Regions from separate parts of the Homo sapiens genome. Here region 2 is linked to region 1. Evidence: read pairs that join two places in POLR2A ChIA-PET (ENCODE). Cell type or tissue: HepG2. All regions are shown on one strand. Each heading gives the region's core, and the rest is flanking DNA. Links, peaks and the distances in the headings are about the cores only.

Evidence for each region. ChIA-PET counts read pairs that join two places held together with the same protein. Peaks named below come from ENCODE experiments on the same cell type or tissue, not always from the same donor. Only the 100,000 strongest peaks of a DNase experiment are listed, where the experiment ranks them.
Region 2: POLR2A ChIA-PET joins it to region 1 with 10 read pairs; 2 of 35 experiments call an interaction of 5 or more read pairs at or near these places.

The regions. Positions count from the first base shown.
Region 1 is chr2:227,687,085-227,695,561 of GRCh38, reverse strand. It overlaps SLC19A3 (solute carrier family 19 member 3), which reads left to right. Exons shown (of 6, transcript NM_025243.4): 5 at 7,255-7,396; 6 at 7,989-8,477. The coding sequence ends at 8,165. Among named protein-coding and RNA genes, the nearest start is that of SCYGR5, 25 kb to the right of the region's middle. In HepG2, for the core only: no CTCF peak of the experiment used is centred there; no DNase peak of the experiment used is centred there.
Region 2 is chr2:227,786,862-227,799,150 of GRCh38, reverse strand. No RefSeq gene overlaps it. Among named protein-coding and RNA genes, the nearest start is that of CCL20, 21 kb to the left of the region's middle. In HepG2, for the core only: no CTCF peak of the experiment used is centred there; DNase peaks (open chromatin) are centred at 2,570 and 5,650.

The DNA of each region.
Region 1 (8,477 bases), core at 478-8,477:
ATCACGATCAGGACTCAATGCAGCCTTGACTTCCCAGGCTCAGGTGAGTCCCCAACCTCAACCTCCTGAGTAGCTGGGATGACAAGCATGTGCCACCATGCCTAGCTAATTTTTCGTATTTTGTAGAGATGGGGTTTCACCATGTTGCTCAGGCTGGTCCCAAACTCCTGGGCTCAAGCGATCCACCTGCCCTGGCTTCCCAAAGTGCTGGAATTACAGGTGTGAGCCACTACATCTGGCATCATTGTCAGGATTTGATTTGTTTATTTCCAGCAACTTTCTACATAAAGTGTGATGTGATCTGCTTTCAAATGGTTAGGTTTAGATTTCATTCCTACTTTCATTTGTTTGCTTGAGAAATTCTAAGCACATACTTTTATGACACAAAAGATTCTCAGGAAAGTTATTAAAAAGTTGGATACTAAAAAAAGTAGATGCAAAGATAACAAGAAACCTTTAGCTGCAGTCGTGTATGGAACCAAGCAGTTTTTCTTTTCTTTTGTTCTTTTTGAGACAGGGTCTCACCCAGGCAGGAGTGCAGTGGTGCAATCATAGCACACCACAATCTTGATCTCCTGGGCTCAAGCAGTCCTCCCACCTCAGCCTCCTGAGTAGCTGAAACTACTGGTGCACACCACCATGCCTGGCTAAATTTTTAATTTTCATTTTTGTAGAGACAGAGTGTCACTGTGTTCCCCAGGCTGGTCTCAAACTCCTGGGCTCAAGTAATCCTCTGGCCTCAGCTTCCCAAAGTGGTAGGATTACAGGTGTGAGCCACCACGCCAGATCTAGTTTTCAGTCATTTTCTAAAAATAATTTCTGGGATTTAGAATTTCCCGTCATTTTTGCTTCTACTTTTTTCTCAGAGATCTCTTTAAGAAAATGATTAAAAAACCATTCGGTTTCATATAAAAGTACAGCTAAAGCTGACTACAGAAAATATGCTTTGCTATTAACCAAAAAAAATGAGAAACATTTGAATTTCAAATTGCATGAAAGAAGTGGAGACAAAAGCTTCATCAAGTTTTGCTTTCAATTTGTGAAGAATGTTTTATAAACAATTTACAACACAGAAATATGAGCACTCTGGGAAAAAATCATCAAAGGAAAAAACAATTAGTTGGTATGTTTATTTTCTTCATGGAAATGTCTTAATTTAATCAGAATCATGTATCTTAGGTTGCTTTTTTTTAAATGTGAAGATTTTGTTAAAGTAGGATTATATCATTTCTTTGCATTAAAAAAAAATATTCACGGCTGGGCACAGTGGCTCCCGCCTGTAATCCCAGCACTTTGGGAGGCCAAAGCAGGTGGATCACCTGAGGTCAGGAGTTCGAGACCAGCCTGGCCAATATGATTAAACCCCGTATCTACTAAAAATACAAAAATTAGCTGGGCATGGTGGTGAGAACCTGTAATCCCTGCTACTGGGGAGGCTGAGGCAGGAGAATCCCTTGAACCTGGGAGGCAGAGGTTGCACATTCTCATCAGCATTTATTGCTTGTTTTTTGGATAAAAGCCATTCAAATTGAAGTGAGATAATATCTCATTGTAGTTTTGATTTATAATTCTCTTATCAATGATGTTGAGCACCTTTTCATATACCTGTTTGCCATTCGCATGCCTTTAAAGAAACATCTGTTCAGATTTTTGCCCATTTTTAATCTGATTATTAGACTTTTTTTCCCTGTAGAGTTGTTTGAACTCCTTATATATTCTGGTTTTTAATCCCTTGTCACATGGGTAGTTTGCAAATTTGTTTTTCCATTCTGTGGGTGGCCTCTTTCCTTGGCTGTGCAGGAGCTTTTTAACTTGATGTGATCCCGTTTGTCCATTTTTGCTTTGGTTGCCTGTGTTTGTGGGGTACTCAAGAAATCTTTGCCCACTCCAACGTCCCAGAGAGTTTCCCCAATGTTTTCTTGTAGTTGTTTCATAATTTGAGGTCTTAGATTTAAGTCATTAATCCATTTTGACTTGATTTTGTATATAGTGAGAGATAGGGGTCTACTTTCATTCATTCTTCTGCATACGGATATTCAGTTTTCCCAGCACCATTTGTTGAAGAGACTGTCTTTTCCCCAATGTATGTTCCTGGCATCTTTGGTGAAAATGAGTTTACTGTAGGTGTGTGGGTTCACTATTGGGTTTCTGGGTTCACTCTTCTGTTCCATTGGTCTACATGTCTGCTTTTATGCCAGAACTATGCTGTTTTGGTTACTATAGCTCTATAGTGTAATTCAAAGTCAGGCAATGTGATTCCTCCAGTTTTTTGTTGTTGTTGTTGTTGTTGTTTCATTTTGTTTTGTTTTGCTTAGGATAGCTTTGACTATTCTGGGTCTTCTGTGGTTTCATATAAATTTTAGAATTGCTTTTTCTATTTCTGTGAAGAATATCCTTGGCATTTTAATAGGGATTGCATTGAATCTGTAAATTGCTTTGGATAGTATGGGCATTTTAACAATATTGATTCCTCCAGTCCATGAATATGGAATATCATTCCATTTTGTGTGTGTGTGTCCTCTTCAATTTCTTGTATCAGTGTTTTATAGTTTTCATTGCAAAGATCTTTCACTTCTTTAGTTAATTCTTAGGTATTTTATCTGTAGCTATTGTAAATAGGATTACTTTCTTGATTTCTTTTCCAGATTGTTCTGTTTGCATATAGAAATGTTATGGAGTTTTGTATGTTGATTTTATGTCCTGCAAATATACTGAACTTATTTATCAGTTCTAATAGTTTATTGGTAAGAGTCTTTAAGTTTTCCTAAATGTAAGATCATATCGTCTGCAAGCAAGGATAATTTGACTTGATCCTTTCCAATGTGGATGCCCTTTATTTCTTTCTCTTGTCTGATTGCTCTAGAGAAGACTTCCAGTGCTATGTTGAATAGCAGTGGTAAAAGTAGGCATCCTTGTCGTGTTCCAAATCTTAGAGAGTAAAGCATTTCAGCTTTTTCCCATTCAATCTGGTACTAGCTGTAGGTCTGTCATATATGGCTTTTATTATGTTGACTATGTTCCTTCTATACCCAGTTTTTTGAGGGTATTTAGCCAGAAGGAATGTTGAATTGTATCACATACTTTGTTTAGCATCAATTGAATGATCATAGTTTTTGTCCTTCATTCTGTCGATGTGATTTATCACACTGATTGATTTACATATGTTAAATGATCCTTGCATCCCTGGGATAAATCCCACTTAGTCATGATAGATTATCTTTCTAATGTATTATTGAATTCAGTTTGCTAGTATTTTGTTGAGAATTTTTGCATCAATATTCATCAGAGATTGGCCTGTAGTTGTTTTTTGTTTTTAATGTGTCTGGTTTGGTGTTAGGGTAACACTGGCCTTGTAGAATGAGTTTGGAAGTATTCCCTCCTCTGTTTTTTAGAATAGTTTGGTTAGGATTGGAATTAGTTCTTTGATAGAATTCAGCAGTGAAGCCATTGGGTCCTGGGCTTTTCTTTAGTGGGAGGCTTTTTATTATGACTTCAATCTTATTACTTATTATTGGTCTTCTCAGGTTTTGGATTTCTTCATGGTTCAATCGGATAGGTTGTTTGTATATAGGAATTTATCCATTTCTTCTAGATTTTCCAATTTATTGGCATATACTTGCTCATAGTAGCCACTGATGATCCTTTAAATTTCTGCAGTATTGGTTGTAATGTTTCCTTTTACATCTCTAGTTTTATTTACTTGGGACTTCTCTCTTTTTCTTAGTCTGGCTAAAGGTTTGTCAGTTTTATCTTTTCTAAAACCCAACTTTTTGTTCATTGACATTTTGTATTGTTTTCTTCATTTCAATTTCATTTCTTTCTGATCTGATATTTATTATTTCCTTTCTTCTACTAATTTTGGGTTAAGTTTACTCTTACTTTTCTAGTTCTTTATGACGCATCATTAAGTTATTTATTTCAGATGACTTTTTTTTTCTTCTTTTCTTTAAGAGACAGGGTCTTACTATGTTCTCCAGGCTGAACTGCACTGGCGTGATAATCTCTACTCACTGCAACTTCTGCCTCCTGGGCTCAAGTGATCCTCCTGCCTCAGACTCCTGAGAAGCTGGGATCACAAACATGCACCACCACACCTGGCTAATTTTTGTGTATTTTTGGTAGAGACAGGGTTTCACCATACTGCCCAGGCTGGTCTAGAACTCTGGAGCTCAAGTGATTCATCTGCCTCAGCCTCGCAGAGTGCTGGAATTATACACATGGGCCACCACACCCGGCCTCTCTTCTTTTTTTTATGTAGGCACTTGTAACTATAAACTTCCCTCTTAATACTGCTTTCACTGTGTCCTATAGGTTTTGGCATGTTGTGTTTCCATTATCATTTATTTCAAGAAATTTTTCAGTTTCTCTCAATTTCTTCATTGACCCACTGGTCATTCAGGGGCATATTGTTTAATTTCCATGTGTTTCTATGGTTTCCAAAATTCCTCTTGTTGTTGATTTCTAGTTTTATTCTATTGTGGTCAGAGACGATGTTTGATATTAATTATTTCAAATTTTTGAATATGTTTTAAGAGTTGTTTTGTAACCTAACATGGTTTATCCTTGACAATGATCCATATGCTGAGAACAATGTGTATTCTGTGGCCATTGGATGAAAAGTTCTGTAAATATCTATTAGGTCCATTTTTTCTATAGTGCAGATTAAGTCTGATGTTTCTTTATTGATTTTCTCTCTGGAAGATCTGTCCAGTGCTGAAAGTGGGGTTTTAAAGTCTCCAACTATTACTGTATTGGATTCTCTTATCTCCTTCTAGCTCTAATACTTGCTTTATATATGGGTGCTCCATACGTTAAAAAAAATTTACAATTTTTTTTTTTTTTTTTTTTTTTTTTTGAGATGGAGTCTCGGTCTGTCACCCAGGCTGGAGTGCAGTGGCACGATCTCAGCTCACTGCAAGCTCCACCTCCCGGGTTCACACCATTCTCCTGCCTCAGCCTCCCGAGTAGCTGGGACTACAGGCGCCTGCCATCATGCCCAGCTAATTTTTTGTATTTTTAGTAGAGACGGGGTTTCATCGTGTTAGCCAGGATGGCCTTGATCTCCTGACCTCATGATCTGCCCACCTCGGCCTCCCAAAGTGCTGGGATTACAGGCATGAGCCACCGCGCCTGGCCGTATTTACAATTTTTATATTCTCTTGCTGAATTGACCCTTTTATCATTGTTTAATGACCTGTGTCTCTTACAGTTTCTGTCTTGAAATGTATTTTCTCTGCTATATGTATAGCTACAAGTCCTCTTTTTTTGTTTGTTTCCATTGGCATGGCATATCTTTGTCCATCCCTTCATTTTCAGTCTATGTATGTCTCTATAGGTAAAATGTCTTTCTTGTAGGCAACAGGTCATTGGGTCTTTTTAAAAATCCATTCAACCACTCTCTTTTGAAGAGTTTAGATTGATAAGTAAGGACTTACTCCTGTTATTTTGTTATTTCTTTTCTGGTTTTGCAGTGTTTTTCCTTTTCTTTCTTCCTTTTAGTGAAGGTGATTTTCTCTGGTGATATAATTTAATTTCTTTTTTACTTTTTGGGTATCCATTGCATGTTTTTCAATTTGAGATTACCATGAGGCTTGCAATACTATCTTATAACCCATTATTTTAAGCTGATAACAACTTAAGACTATTTGCATAAACAAACAAGCAAAAAGAAAACTAATAAAAACTCTACAGTGTAGCTTTGTCCTCCTGCTTTTTAACTTTTTGTTGTTTCTCTTTATATCTTATTGTACTATTTGTCTTGAAAATTTGTAGTTACTATTTTTGATTGGTTCATCTTTTAGTCTTTCTACTTATGAGAGTAGTTTACATACCCCAGTTACAGTGTGATAATATTCTGTGTTGTTCTATGTACCTATTATTACAAGTGAGTTTTGTGCCTTTACATGTTTTCTTATTGCGCATGAACGTCCTTTTCTTAGAGATGGAAGTACTCCCTTCAGCATTTCTTGTAGGACAGGTCTGGTGTTGATGAAATCCCTCAGCTTCTATTTGTCTGGGATGGTCTTTATTTCTCCTTCGGGTTTGATATTTTCACTGGATATACTATTCTAGGGTAAAAGTTTTTCTCCTTCAGCACTTTAAATATGTCATGCCACTCCCTGGTTCTAAAATTTCTACTGAAAAGACTGCTGCCAGACATTGGAGCTCTCTTGTATGTTATTTATTTCCTTTCTCTTGCTCCTTTTAGAATCCTTTCTTTATCCTTAACCTTTGGGAGTTTGATTATTAAATACCTCTAAGTAGTCTTCTTTGGGTTAAATCTGCTTGGTGTTCTGTAACCTTGTCCTTGGATATTGATCTCTTTAGGTTTGGGAAGCTCTCTGATATTATCCCTTTGAATAAACTTTCTACCTCTATCTATTTCTTTACCTCCTCTTTAAGGCCAATAACTTAGATTTTCCTTTTTGAGGCTGTTTTCTAGGTATTGTAGGTGTGCCTCATTCTTCTTTTTTCTGTTGTCTCCTGACTGTATTTTTAAATAGCTTGTCTTCAAGCTTGCTAATTATTTCTTCTGCTTGATCAGTTCTGCTGGTATGAGATTCTGATGCATTCTCAGTATGTCAATTGCATTTTTCAACCACAGCATTTCTGCTTGATTCTTTTTAATTATTTCAATCTCTTTATTAAATTTATCTGACAGAATTCTGAATTCCTTCTTTGTGTTATCTTGAATTTCTTTGCGTTTTCTTAACACAGCTATTTTGAATTCTGTGTCTAAAAGGTCGTATATGTTTCTCCAGGATTGGTCCCTGGTGCCTTATTTAGTTTGTTTGGTGAGAACGTTTTCCTGGATGATCTTGATGCTTATGGATGTTCATCAGTGTCAGGGTATTGAAGAGTTGTATTTATTGTAGTCTTTGCTGTCTGGGCTTTTTTGTACCTGTCCTCCGTGGGAAGGCTTTCCAGGTATTCAGAAGGATTTGGGTGTTGTGATCTAAACTGTATCTACATTAGGGAGCACCCCAAGCCCAGTAACACTGTGGTTCTAGCAGACTCTTAGAGCTACTGCTTTGGTGGTCTTGGATAAGATCCAGAAGAATTCTCTGGATTACCAGACAGAGACACTTGTTCTTTTCCTTTACTTTCTTCCAGACAGTCTCTCTCTCTCTTTGCTGGACTACCTGGAGCTGGAGGTGGGTGACACAAATACCCCTGTGGCCAATATGTTCTATCTTTTTAAGACTTCCATCCATGTATATTATAGTTAAAATGCTTATTTATGTTTAATGATAGATTTCAGATTGCAGTTAATCTGAATGTGGAACGCTATGCCTTGGTATTTGGAATCAACACCTTTATTGCCTTGGTGATTCAGACCATCATGACTGTGATTGTAGTAGATCAGAGAGGGCTCAACTTGCCAGTCAGCATTCAGGTAAGCTGCAATACTTCTGTTTTCAACTAGGTAACCTCAAAAATTTCTCAACCTTACAACAAGCAATATTTAAATTTCTTGAGTTCCTTGGTTAAGCAATTAAAAAATACATAATTCCTTCATTATCATATTATAACACACCAAGTAGGTTTTGAGCAATAATTGCAACTAGGACAACATTTACATGGATAAGGCAGGTAAGAAGTAACCTCAATGCTTAAATTTATTCTTGGAGACATTGAATGTAGCATTGCACCAGCCTCCAAACAAAGACATAGAGACAGGTCAATGAGTTTTAGTGTTTTTTTGGGTTTGTTTTGTTTTGTTTTTTACTATTGATGATAGTAACTATGATTTTAACCCAAGCAACCTGCTCTAAAGCCAAGACTCTTAGTCACCGTATTGCTTACACCTTCTTACTTGATCTTGATTTCTTACTTGATAGGAGAGTATTGTTCAACCTAAATGACCCATATTAAAAACCTGGGTCTCAGTTACCCCATAATCCAAGCAAACCAACAGTATTAGGATGTATTATCATTGACATAGATGGTCATATTTTATATGTGGCTAATTATTTGTTTTTCTCCAGTTTTTAGTTTATGGGAGCTATTTTGCAGTAATTGCTGGAATTTTCCTAATGAGAAGCATGTATATTACCTACTCAACCAAATCCCAGAAGGATGTACAGAGCCCTGCTCCAAGTGAGAATCCAGATGTGTCTCACCCAGAGGAAGAGAGTAATATCATCATGTCAACAAAACTCTAACCTCATCGCAACAAACGCAACAGTGGCTTTCAAAGTTATGCAATAATAAGGAAAGATTTTGAGATGGGTGGCATATGTTTTGCCATAACTTGACATGCTTTGCAAATCTGGATTCCAATGGACCTTTCAAAACCACAACAAAACCTCAGTTTTAGATGAGTTCTCTATGTGACCAATTTTACTGGATGCAATTGACAGGACCCGTCATCATAATTAAACAACCCATATTGGGGACCCCCTGTGACTAGTAGCAGCTGGAAAATTCTGGTTTTTATCACTTGTAAAGACATGCAGATGGCGTGGAACCAAACC
Region 2 (12,289 bases), core at 2,441-10,440, 100 kb before region 1:
TCTTTGCTCAATTGGTAGTAGAATGCCTCAAGCCCTGTTGGTTCAACCAAGATCTGTGCCTTGAAATCCAGGTTGAGGGAGGAATTAAATGCTAAACAAAACATCAAGAAATTAAAACTCCCCTAAGAAACATGGTAAATACTATAGAACATACCAAAATACTCAGTGTTCATGCTGAATGTCTGTGTATGTGTGCATGGTGTCACCATGAGAAGATATCGGGGTGTACACTGTAACACAGGTACACTGATTTATTGTACTTTAAAACAGTATTGATTTAGGCTGGACACAGTGGCTCACGGGTATAATCCCAGCATTTTGGGAAGCCGAGGCAGGTGGATCATTTGAGGGATAAGAGTTCGAGACAAGCTTGGCCAACATAGTGAAACCTCATCTCTACTAAAAATACAAAAATTAGCCAGGCGTGGTGGCATGTGCCTGTTGGGAGACTGAGGCGAGAGAATCCTTTGAACGCAGGAGGCAGAGGTTGCAGTGAGCCGAGATCGCACCACTGCACTCCAGCCTGGGCAACAGAGTGAGACTCGAGACTTCGTCTCAAAAAAAAAAAAAAAAAGGAAAAAAGTATTGATTTTCTGTATTTCCAACATGTTATGTAGAATTCTCCACAATAAAATAAATTGTGCTTTTTTGTTTAAATATTCTAACGCATTCATAGCATTTTTCTTAAAGGGAAACGCTATGCTTCTTGGTTTAGAAGAATTTTTTTTATAATAATATTTCATGAAAAATGCAACAGATGCTCTTCACCAGTTTTCTTTCTTTCTTTCTTTTCTTTTTTTTTTTTTTTCTTTTTTTTGAGACAGAGTCTCACTCTGTCTCCCAGGCTGAAGTGCAGTGACATGATCTCTGCTCACTGCAACCTCCGCCCCCCGGGTTCAAGCAATTCTCCTGCCTCAGCCTCTGGAGTAGCTGGGGTTACAGACACGCACCTCCATGCCCGGCTAATTTTTTGCATTTTTCGTAGAGATGGGGTTTCACCATGTTGGCCACGCTGGTCTCGAACTCCTGACCTCAGGTGATCTGCCCACCTCGGCCTCCCAAAGTGCTGGGATTACAGACGTGAGTCACTGCGCCCGGCCTCTCTTTACCAGATTTCTAATTGATTTTAGTATGATAATTTCCTGAGATGGCAAATGGATGCCGATCTTTGATGAAAGGTTTTGGTTGAGATTCTGAGGCTAACTGCACTACATTGAGGAGAGTGGGATGACTGTTTTGAGATGGGAAGAATGATGTCATGAAGGCAGCATATTTGTAACTCTAGAATCATATCTGCTCCCAATTTTTTGTAGTGGTTTTAATGTAATGTTTGGTGTTTGGTCTTTTCCTTGCAAAGAGACTTTATCGCAAAGACAAAATGTGCATGTCAATCTAAGTACATAAATCTTCTATTGTTTTGTCTTCTCTTGAAGGTGGAAGAAAGTCTTTGAGGCACAATACAGAAAGAACAGAGTTTTAAATCTTTTTCTGTGCTTCAAAAAATATTACCATGATACATACTCTGTTGAAAAAATAAAATATATAAATAAGTTAAAAGAGGAACACAAAGATTAGTCATAGACTCACCATCTAGAGAATTACAGTGCTAATTTTTTAATAACTTCTAGACTCATTTCTGTTCATATATTTAACATAAATTGAATCTTAGAGTACATTTTATTAACCTAGCCTTTTCATTTAAGGATATGAATACAGTCATCTGTTCATCTTTTAAAAAATGACTTCCTATGCCATCATTTAAAACAGTTGTACAGTTTTCAATTGTATGGTTATTCATGGTTGAATTCCCCAGGTTGTTTCTAATTTTTCAATTATTATAAATAGTACTATGAAGAACAGTCTATGGATGAATCTTTGTACATATTCCTAATTACTTTCTTAAGATAACTTCAAGAAATGAAATGTTGGGGTCAAAAAATATGTGTATATTTAATAGTTTTGAGATTGTAGGCCAGGTGTGTGGCTCACACCTGCAATCCCAGCACTTTGGGAGGCCAAGGCAGGCAGATCACCTGAGATCAGGAGTTTGAGACCAGCGTGGCCAACATGGTGAAACACCGTCTCTACTAAAAATGCAAAAATTAGCCTGGTGTGGTGGTGTGCGCCTGGAATCCCAGCTACTAGGGAGGCTGAGGCAGGAGAATCCTTGAACTTGGGAGGCAGAGGTTGCAGTGAACCAAGATTGCACCATTGCACTTCAGCCTAGCTGACAGAGTGAGACTCCGTCTCAAAAAAAGAGAGAGATTGCAAAACAACCTTCCAGAACTCTCTGATCGAGTAAACCCATTTCCCTGCACCTTTCACAAAGATCAGATAGAGATGAATTTACTTAGGATATTATGGAAGCAACTACATCTTCTTCTCATAAATATGAGTCTAAAATGTGACAAGAGCCTCAGCGCTATCGGCTATTGTGATTATGTCCTCACCTCTACTTCACTAACCACAAGGGACTTTTTATTTTTTCCTGGCACAAAGAACACATGCCGTTGTAAAGTGAGTATGCCACACCCTGAGCTCTTAAAGTAAATATTTTGCCAGGGAAATCGAAGAACTGGAAGAAGAGAACCAATGGAAATGGGGAGGGCAGTCCCTACCACTCCCGTACTTTCCAAAGGAGCCTCTGGGTGCCGAGCATATTTACTTAATAGATCAAAGGTTTTTAATATGTATGACAGTTGTGGTGCTGATGATGAAATATTGGTAGCTCTCTATCGTAAATCTGAAAATTCCCCTGCATGTGTCTCACAATTGATATGAAGAAGGCAGCTATAGTAATCATCGGACTACGCAGAGAACAATTTACTAAGGAATGCTGATCAGTTAAGGCACAAACTGGAGACCGAGGCCTGCGTTCCTTCATAGCACGTAGCTTCAGGTTAGAGCCAAGAATTTCCAAGTGGTCGTTATGAATGGCGTTAACTAATAGGCTAGCATGTTGACATATTCCAAGTTCTAAGGTGTGATGTGTAAATACTCCAGTTTTATGTGGGTTTAAGTCTTTTACAGTTCTATAGAAAAAGGTCCAGCTGCCCATTTGTATATGGCTCCAGAGTTATTCCAGGAAAATCTAAGCCTAACCATTTGTTTAAGACAATGTATATTTACTATGAACATAATCAGAAATGCGTGCAAAAATTACATACAGAACTATTCACTGCATCATAATTAAAATAGGAAAGGAAACAAAAAATACACAAATAGTAAGAGAATAGTGATTAAAATCATTGTTGGATATCCACAAAGTTCAATATTATAGTATGTTGCCATTTAGTAATCTGAGAAGCATTTTATGCAAGGGATAAACGCTAATGACATAATGACAGACTAGCAGGACACAAAATCGTAAATGGTGTGTTAACTCATTATGGGAAGTTGTATATTTCCCATAATTGTGTATTTCCCATATTTATGCGTTTTAAAAAAAAACTAGAAGGAAATTCTCCAGAATGAAAATAGAAATGATCTCTGGTAGTGGGAGGCGTTCCCCTTTGGTTTTCACATTTTTTCTATATTTATCAATTTTTTAATTTTTAAATTTAATTTAATTGTATTTTATTTTTGAGACAGGGTCTTGCTCTATCACCCAGGTTAGAATGCAGTGGAACAATCACAGCTCACTACAGTCTCAAATGCCTGGGCTCAAAAGCTTCCTCCGGCCTCAGCCTCCTGAGTAGCTGGGACTACAAGCACATGCCACTGCACCTGGATATTTACCCTTTTTTAAAAAAAAGCAATAAACACATGTTACTTATAATCAGAACAGAACAAACTATTTTCAAGACCACATGTGAAACAAACTACGGTTCCTGGTATATGAAGCAAAATAAACTTAGAAATATAGCCGGGCACCATGGCTCATGCCTGTAATCCCAGCACTTTGGAAGCCTGAGGAGGGTGGATCACTTCAGGTCAGGAGTTCAAGACCAGCCCAGCCAACATGGTGAAACCCTGTCTCTACTAATAATATAAAAAGTTAGCTGGGGGTGGTGGTGGGTGCCTGTAATCCTAGCTACTGGGGAGGCTGAGGCACGAGAATTGCTTGAACCTGGGAGACAGAGGTTGTAGTGAGACAAGATCATGCCACTGCACTCCAGCCTGGGCAGCAGAGTGAGAGTCTGTCTCAAAAAAAAAAAAAAGGAAAGAAAAAGAAAGAAAGAAATGTAACGTTAGGCTGGGCTTGGTGGCTCACGCCTGTAATCCCAGCACTTTGGGAGGCCGAGGTAGCCAGATGGCTTGAGCCAAGGAGTTTAAGACCAACCTGGCCAACATGGCAAGACTCTATCTCTACAAAAACGCAAAAATAACAACCAGGCATGGTGGCACATGCTGTTAGTCCCGACAACTCAGGAGGCTGAGGTAGGAAGATGGCTTGAGCCTGGGAGGCAGAGGTTGCAGTGAGCCAAGATCATGCCACTGCACTCCAGGATTCCAACATGGGCAACAGAGTGAGAACCTGTCTCAAAGAAAATAAGAAAAAGAAACAAGAAATATAATTTTACAGAGTTACTTTTATTTATAGCTTTAATACTTTATAGTAAAAATTGCCACGAAGAGAAAGAAAGACCTTATTTCTTTTTTTTTTTTAGACAGAGTCTGTTGCTGCCCAGGCTGGAATGCAATGGGGCGATCTCAGCTCAATGCAACCTCTGCCTCCCGGGTTCAAGCAATTCTCCTGCCTCAGCCTCCTGAGTAGCTGTGATTACAAGCATGCGCCACCACGCCTGGCTAATTTTGTATTTTTAGTAGAGATGGGGTTTCTCCATGGTGGTCAGGCTGGTCTCGAACTCCTGACCTCAGGTGATCCGCCCACCTTGGCCTCCCAAAGTGCTGGGATTACAGGCATGAGCCACCGTGCCTGGCCAAGAAAGACATTATTTCTTAGAATACTTCATACCAGTCTCTCATGAAAATATTACAGTGAGCCTTACAAAATTTTCACTGCCCTCCTAACTTTGCAGATGGCCCTAGAAGAAACATAACTCTGCCAGGAAGACATCAATAATATATTATACCTTGTATTGGGATTTACAGGATAAAATAGATGAAAGCTAATTGGAAACAATTTACATGGCAAGTAAACTTTTAAGCTTTTAGAGAATTTAACTGTGAAGTTATTTTATGTTAGAAAAATATGTCCATAAAACAGTTTGAGAAACACAAATTACTTCATCTCATGAAAGCTAAAGAATCACTAATTAACCATACCAATAACTCACTGTGTTGGTTGGGCAAGTTCTTGCGTTCTCTGGGTCTTAGTATCTCCATTAGATAATTAGAAGTATGCAATTAGTTACTTCCTGGACTCTTTTTGGGAAGTAATATTATATGATTCAATGCTATAAAAATAACATTGGAAAGTAATATCGTATGATTCAATATTATAAAAGAATTCTTTTACAGATCTTACTAATTAGCAGCTTCATTTCCACTCAGTAAGAAGAAATGACTATAACCTCTTACAGTATTCTAGCCTGATGATTTTAATCAGTTTATAACAACAGTTTAACCAGTGGTTTTATAAACATTTTATTGCCTTTCATCATGGTCTGACCGTAAACAATCATCCACTTTGAACCTTGTTCTGTTTCATGATTGCGTTACATCATGCCATCTTAGTCAGCCTTTCTTCTCACAGCAGAAGCTAGGCAAACCCTAAGCTATCATGTCACTTCCAGCTACATACATTACCATTTATGGCCCATTTCTTTAGGGCTTACAGGTGCCCATTAGGAGTGAACCCAACCCTAGAAGCAGATGAGCAACTGGAATGCTCCATCATGACTGCCAGCCCAGGCCAAAAGGCACCAATCTGCTTGGAGTCTCTACGGCACATCAGAAAGAGTAAATGAATCATTGGCTTGATGCGAAAGATGTTTCAACTGTTGTAGAACTAGGTAGGGTGACGTAGTAGCTAACCAGGGAATGACACTAATAAGCCCAAAGCTTTGGATCCATTACTGAGTTGACTTACTGATTTGCCTCTGTCGTGCGGATCTTTCCAAGCTGGCCACATGTAAGGGAGCTTGAGTGAGTGATGGTAGATGAATAAGAATAAAATGTGATTTCAACTGGCACAAAAATCAGTATAATATCTCCAGAAAAAGTCTGAAATTTTTTGAAAGCCAACCAATAGGATACACCTTCCATGATGACTGAGTATAAGCATCTTCTGAGAGACTCCTGCCCTTTCTGAGGGACACCGATCTCCCTTGGTAGAGACAAATGAAGACTGTCAACCCCTTTTAAACATCTGTGTCATACAGAGTAAGCCTTCCAGGAAAGAACCTGCTCCCAGAGATGAGTCAAATGCAGGTGATAATTGTTACCTAAGCTGAGGGATGAACAGGACCACTGAAGGAAAAAAAGTTAAGGCCTGGTGCAGTGGCTCACATCTACAATCCCAGTACTTTAGGAGGCCAAAGCAGGATCACTTGAGCTCAGGAGTTTGAGATCAGCCTGGGCAACATAAGAAGACTCCATCTCTACAAAACAAAATTAAAATAGGTTGGGCACAGTGGCTCATGCCTATAATCCTACCACTTTGGGAGGCTGAGGTGGGAGGATCACCTGAGGCCAGGAATTAGAGACCAGCCTGGCCAACATGGTGAAACTCCATCTCTACTAAAAATACAAAAATTAACCAGGCATGGTGGCACACACCTGTAATCCCAGCTACTTGGGAGGCTGAGGCAGGAGAATTGCTTGAACCCAGGAAGCAGGGGTTGCAGTGAACCGAGATCATGCCACTGCACTCCAGCCTGAGCAACAGAGTGAGACTCCATCTCAAAAATAAATAAATAAAAATAAAAATTTAGCTGGGCATGGTGACACACATGTGTAGTCCCAACTATTCAAAAGGCTGAGGCAGGAGGAATACTTGAGACCAGAATTTCGAGGCTGCAGTGAGCTAGGATTAGGATACTCCAGCCTGGGTGGCTGAGTGAGACCCCATCTCTGATAAATACATGAATAAATAAGCTGGGTGCAGTGGCTCACACCTGTAATCCCAGCACTTTGGGAGGCCGAGGCGGGTGGATCACAAGGTCAGGAGATCGAGACCATCCTGGCTAACACGGTGAAACCCTGTCTCTACTAAAAATACAAAAGTTAGCAGGGCGTGGTGGCGGGTGCCTGTAGTCCCAGCTACTCGGGAGGCTGAGACAGGAGAATGGCGTGAACCTGGGAGGCGGAGCTTGCAGTGAGCCGAGTTTGTGCCACTGCACTCCAGCCTGGGCGACAGAGCAAGACTCCATCTCAAAAAAAAAATTAAAATTAAAAAAAAAATGAATAAATAAATAAATGTTAAGGAAAGCTATGATTCTAAGAAAATGAGTATCTTACCATGAAAGTCACTAGAGACTTTTCCACCCTAAAACTATGTGTTACTCAGGAATAGAAATTCAGAATCCCTTTTTTTTTTTTGGACGGAGGCTTTTTCTGTTGCCCAGGCTAGAGTGCAGTGGCATGATCTTGGCTCACTACAACTTCTGCCTCCCGGGGTCCAGCCATTCTCCTGCCTCAGCCTCCTGAGTAGCTGGGACTATAGGCACATGCCACCACACCCGGCTAATTTTTGTATTTTCAATAGAGGTGTGGTTTCACCACGTTGGCCAGGCTGGTCTCAAACTCTTGGCCTCAGGTAATCCTCCCACCTCGACCTCCCAAAGTGCTGGGATTACAGTGTGAGCCACCACACCCAGCCCAGAATCACTTTTAAAAAGATGATTTCAGTAATGAAAGCAGGTAACTCACAACACCGTGGAGCCTGGGTAGCACATGAAGCACCTTTATATAGTTCTCCTTCATTCATTTCTCTTACTCTGTATTTATTTTATTTTAATATCACTTCTGCTTTCTTTGGGGATTTAAGCTTTTTTTTTTCTCGCCTTCCTCCTCCCTCTTTTCTGTCTTCTCTCCCTTCCCACATGCTTTTCTTATTTCTTTTCAATAGGCCATTAGTTTTTACATATGAAATATGGTATATGATATTTTCCCCTCTTTCTGCTTCCTTTTGTCCTTCCCTGCTTTCTGTGCCAAATGTTAGTGTACATGAGTAGAATTTTACTTAACCAGCTCTAGAAAAATGTTGACCCTTTTACTTATTGATAAAAATGTATGTGTTTACTTTCAAACTGTACCTCTAATAGAAAAGACATTAGCAAGTTCTTCCACAAATTTTGGGAGTTTAGAATAAGTAGGTAGCATGAACGCATATGGCTAAAATGCCATTACAAATGAGAAAGCTTTTGTTTCAGCATGAAGGCAGCTAAGAAAATCATTCAGACACAAGTTTCTTCATCCCTCCAACTCCAAAGAAGTCCGACCTCCACAACACATAACAGAAGTAAGATACTAGGGCCAGGTGCAGTGTCTCATGCCTGTAATCTGGCATTTTGGGAGGCCGAGATGGGAGGATCACTGGAGGTCAGGAGTTCAAGACCAGCCTGGCCAACATAGTGAAACCTCATCTCTACTAAAAATACGAAAATTGGCTGGGCGTGGTGGTGCAAGCCTGTAGTTCCAGCTACTTGAGAAAGCTGAGGCAGGAGAATCGCTTGAACCTGGGAGGCAGAGGTTGTAATGAGCCGAGATCGCACCACTGCACTCCAGCCTGGGTGACAAAGCGAGACTCTGTCAAAAAAAAAAAAAAGAAGAAGATGAAGAAGGAGAAGGAGAAGGAGAAGAGGAAAGAGATTAAGTACAAGAATGCAGGGAATTACTTTGAGAAACTGGGAAGCTAACACTAATGAGAACTTTCAGTGAAGGAGGGGAGGAAAGGAGGAAAAGACTGAATGTGATGTTTCCTATAATTTATAGCAATAAAACACATTATAAGTACAGGAATCCCTTATTTCAGGAATTTTAACTATACCAAAATGTATAAATAAGAAATGACCACTCAAAGTTACCATGCCAATTACTCTATAGAATGTGAAAGATGCATCTTAGAGAAACACATAAACACACAGAAGCATTTGTTGAACATCTGCCGTGTGGTCAGATGGTCAGATTTGCCTGGAGGAAATAACGTAAGACCAGAAACCAGAAAGACTAAGTTCTAGGGTCATCTGGGTCACACACTAGCCGTGTGGCCCTGATCAAACAAAATTTTAGCCTCAGTTTCTGCATTTAAAAAGTGGGAATAAGCATGTATCCAAGTATGATTGGGAGGATTGGTGAGGTAATCCAAGTGAAAGTACCCTGTACAATGTAAAGTATGACTCAGACGCAAACTATTATTGATGATACCATTTCTACTGCACTAAGCAATATGGTCAAGACACAGACATAAGAGAAATAGTCTTGTGATTGAGCAGCTTATGATTTAGTTAGAAAGACAAAACAAAAATTCATGAGAAAGTCACAACAGCAAGCATTTATGTAGCAACTTACTGGCAGGCACTTTTATGTGTATTTTATGTATATTAATTTGTTTAATCATTACAATAATAATAGAAGTATCATCATGTATATTCTCTATTGTATATGTCACAATGACTATTATAATTCCCATTTAACAAGTGAGGAATCTGCTACAAAGTAAAATGAAGTAACTTGCCCAGAGTCACAGGAAGTAAGTGACAGAAATGAGATCTGAACTCAGTAGTAGAGAGAGAGAGAAAGAGAAAGAGAGGAGGAGGAGGAAGGGGAGGAGGAGAATAAGGAGAAGAAAAATAAATATAAAGAGGAAAATACGGTTCTAAATTCTGTGTTCCACATTTTATGTTATTAAAGGAGACATTATTCAGGTAACCAACAACCTAGCAGTGAACACTCACTCTAATGGAATATTCTCAGAGAAACAAAGATATATTAAAAACTATTCTCTTCCTTTAAAGAAGTTGGTGAATTATGAAGATACTACAAATAAAGTGTTAGAGTATGGGAATTTGACACAGGACATTTTACACAGAAGAAGAAATGAAGTTGTTCTCTTCTTTCCTTCTATTCTCTCAAGACTCGTCTGAATCATAAACAGCAACTAGGGTTTCTTTGACTAAGGAGAGAAAATATATTCTAGAAATGGAAGAGGGAGAACAATGTCCTAAGTAAATAAATAAACAAACAAAAACTTCCTAGATATGATAAGATTATCTCTTGGCACCTGTAGACATTTCTTGTATGTGATGCCAAAAAAAAAAAAAAAAAAAAAAAAACACAAACACCCTGCTTCTATTTCATCATTCAAAAAAATTTGCAATCCACCCACAATGTGCATGCCAGCATCCTACAAAAGTTTACCTGGCATGCAAGCCATTTGGCCTGGAGTTCTGGCAGGGACTACCCCAACTCCCTCCTCACCCTCAACTCTTGCAGTGTGATGATTGCTGACTTCTTAGTCTTACTTTTTGTCGTGAACTATTTATCATTTCCTGTACATCAGGAAGAGACTTGACTTTAGAGTAGAAAGTAGTCTGTCAGCATTAAGTCCCACTGAATAAACTTGAACCAAATCCAGTTCCCAGGAGTGACTAACTAACAGCCGCCTAGCATGATCACACAAGAGCCATCTGATCCCCTTCGCCAAGCCCATGAGTGTGACACAAACAGAGAAACTCAAACGGGGATTCAGGATGCGGGAGAAAAGTTAGCATGATTCCCAAATGAAGATTCGGAAAATGAGGAGGGCGGAAAGACATTGTTTGGGAAAGTGAATGCTAAACACATATCGGCCTCAGACAGAAGACAAAGCCAAGAGTAGAGGGGAAAGGAACTGATTGTGTGTCTGTCTCTGGGGACACACGAGGCCTTCTTAGATCCAGGTCTTCAGACCCTCACCACTGTCAAGGTGACTAGCCTAGGGAACATTCAGCATACACATCTGCAGGCTTGGAGAAGCCCCTCAGAACATGAGAGGGAACTCACTTGGTGGAATTCTATCCACACTTCTCCTGTGCAATTCCGTCATTCCAAGAAGTCCTGGGAAAATAGAAAATCTCTTCTGGTCTTATCTCTCACTCACCATAATAAAAATATCTAAGATCTTTCCCTAATGTGTTTTCCCTTGCCCCTGGAGTAGCTCCAACCATCACTCTTGTTAGGTGGTCATATTCTACATGTCATTCAATGTCTAATTCAAAGGCTACTTTTTCAAGGAAGTTCCCATAATTGGATGAAATAGTTCTCTACTTTGAACTCCCATTGGGCTTTGTTTTTCACACCGCATAATCACCTGTATTGTCCTGTCCTTGTCCATTTAGCACCTGACAGACGGTGCTGAAAAGTTCAAGGATGTGTGGAAGATGGACGAACCATGTGAAGTCACGTTTGATTACTCCTACCCTCATTTGCCCTATCTGTTTGTCACTAATTCTTTTTACACTTTGCCTCCAACTCATTTCCTTCTCTCCCACATTGGCTGTCCTGGTCTCAGGTCTCAGAGCTCAAAGTCTGTATTAATATAGTAGTTTTCTGAAGCAGCGTCCTCACTGCAGCCACAGAATCAAAGAATAATAGGATGATAACATCACAAAAATTGTTCTCCATTGTTCTAATTGGTTGGTCCCCAGGGGAGAAAAAGGGGTTGACAGACCAGTCCAACTTCCCCAGGGGGCTGTTTTTGACACAGGCAAGATCCTTTTTTAGGAACTAGACCTGAGGAGAAGTAATAAATAGGAAAGAAGAGTAATGATGGGGAAATTACATGAACAGAGTGAGGTGATGAGATTTCTTTTTCGGGGGGGTAGTAACCATGAGTTTGAAATTTTAAAGAAAGGAAAAATGTTTAAAGGGAATAGTTTGAAATTTTTTGCTAAATGATGCTCTATGGAAAAAACTTGTAGAGGATTTCTTACCTTTGCAAGAAATCCTACAGTAAGTTGAAGTTTATTTTTGAGAACTTTGTGCTTAGACTAGTAGATTGCTTGATGTCATGTTGAACAAGACTAAATTATACCAGGCATGGTGGCTCACACCTGTAATCCCAGACCTTTGGGAGGCTGAGGCGGGAGGATTGCTTGAGGCCAGGAGTTCAAGACCAGCCTGGGCAACATAGTAAGACCCCCACCTCTGCAGAAAATACACAAATAATTTTTTTAAAAAACTAGATCACAGAATATCTCAGCCTTATTCTGGCTACAATAGAACCTCAGGATCACAGAATCATAAAACACAAAAAGGAAGTTTTCTCCTTAAATATATAAGAAAACTGAAGTCCACAAAACTTAAGTGACCTATGCAAAGGTATATCACTAACCATTGGCAGAGTCTAGCAACCCAGAAATTATCCTGCCCAAACAATTATTCTTGCTGCTCTAATATCCAA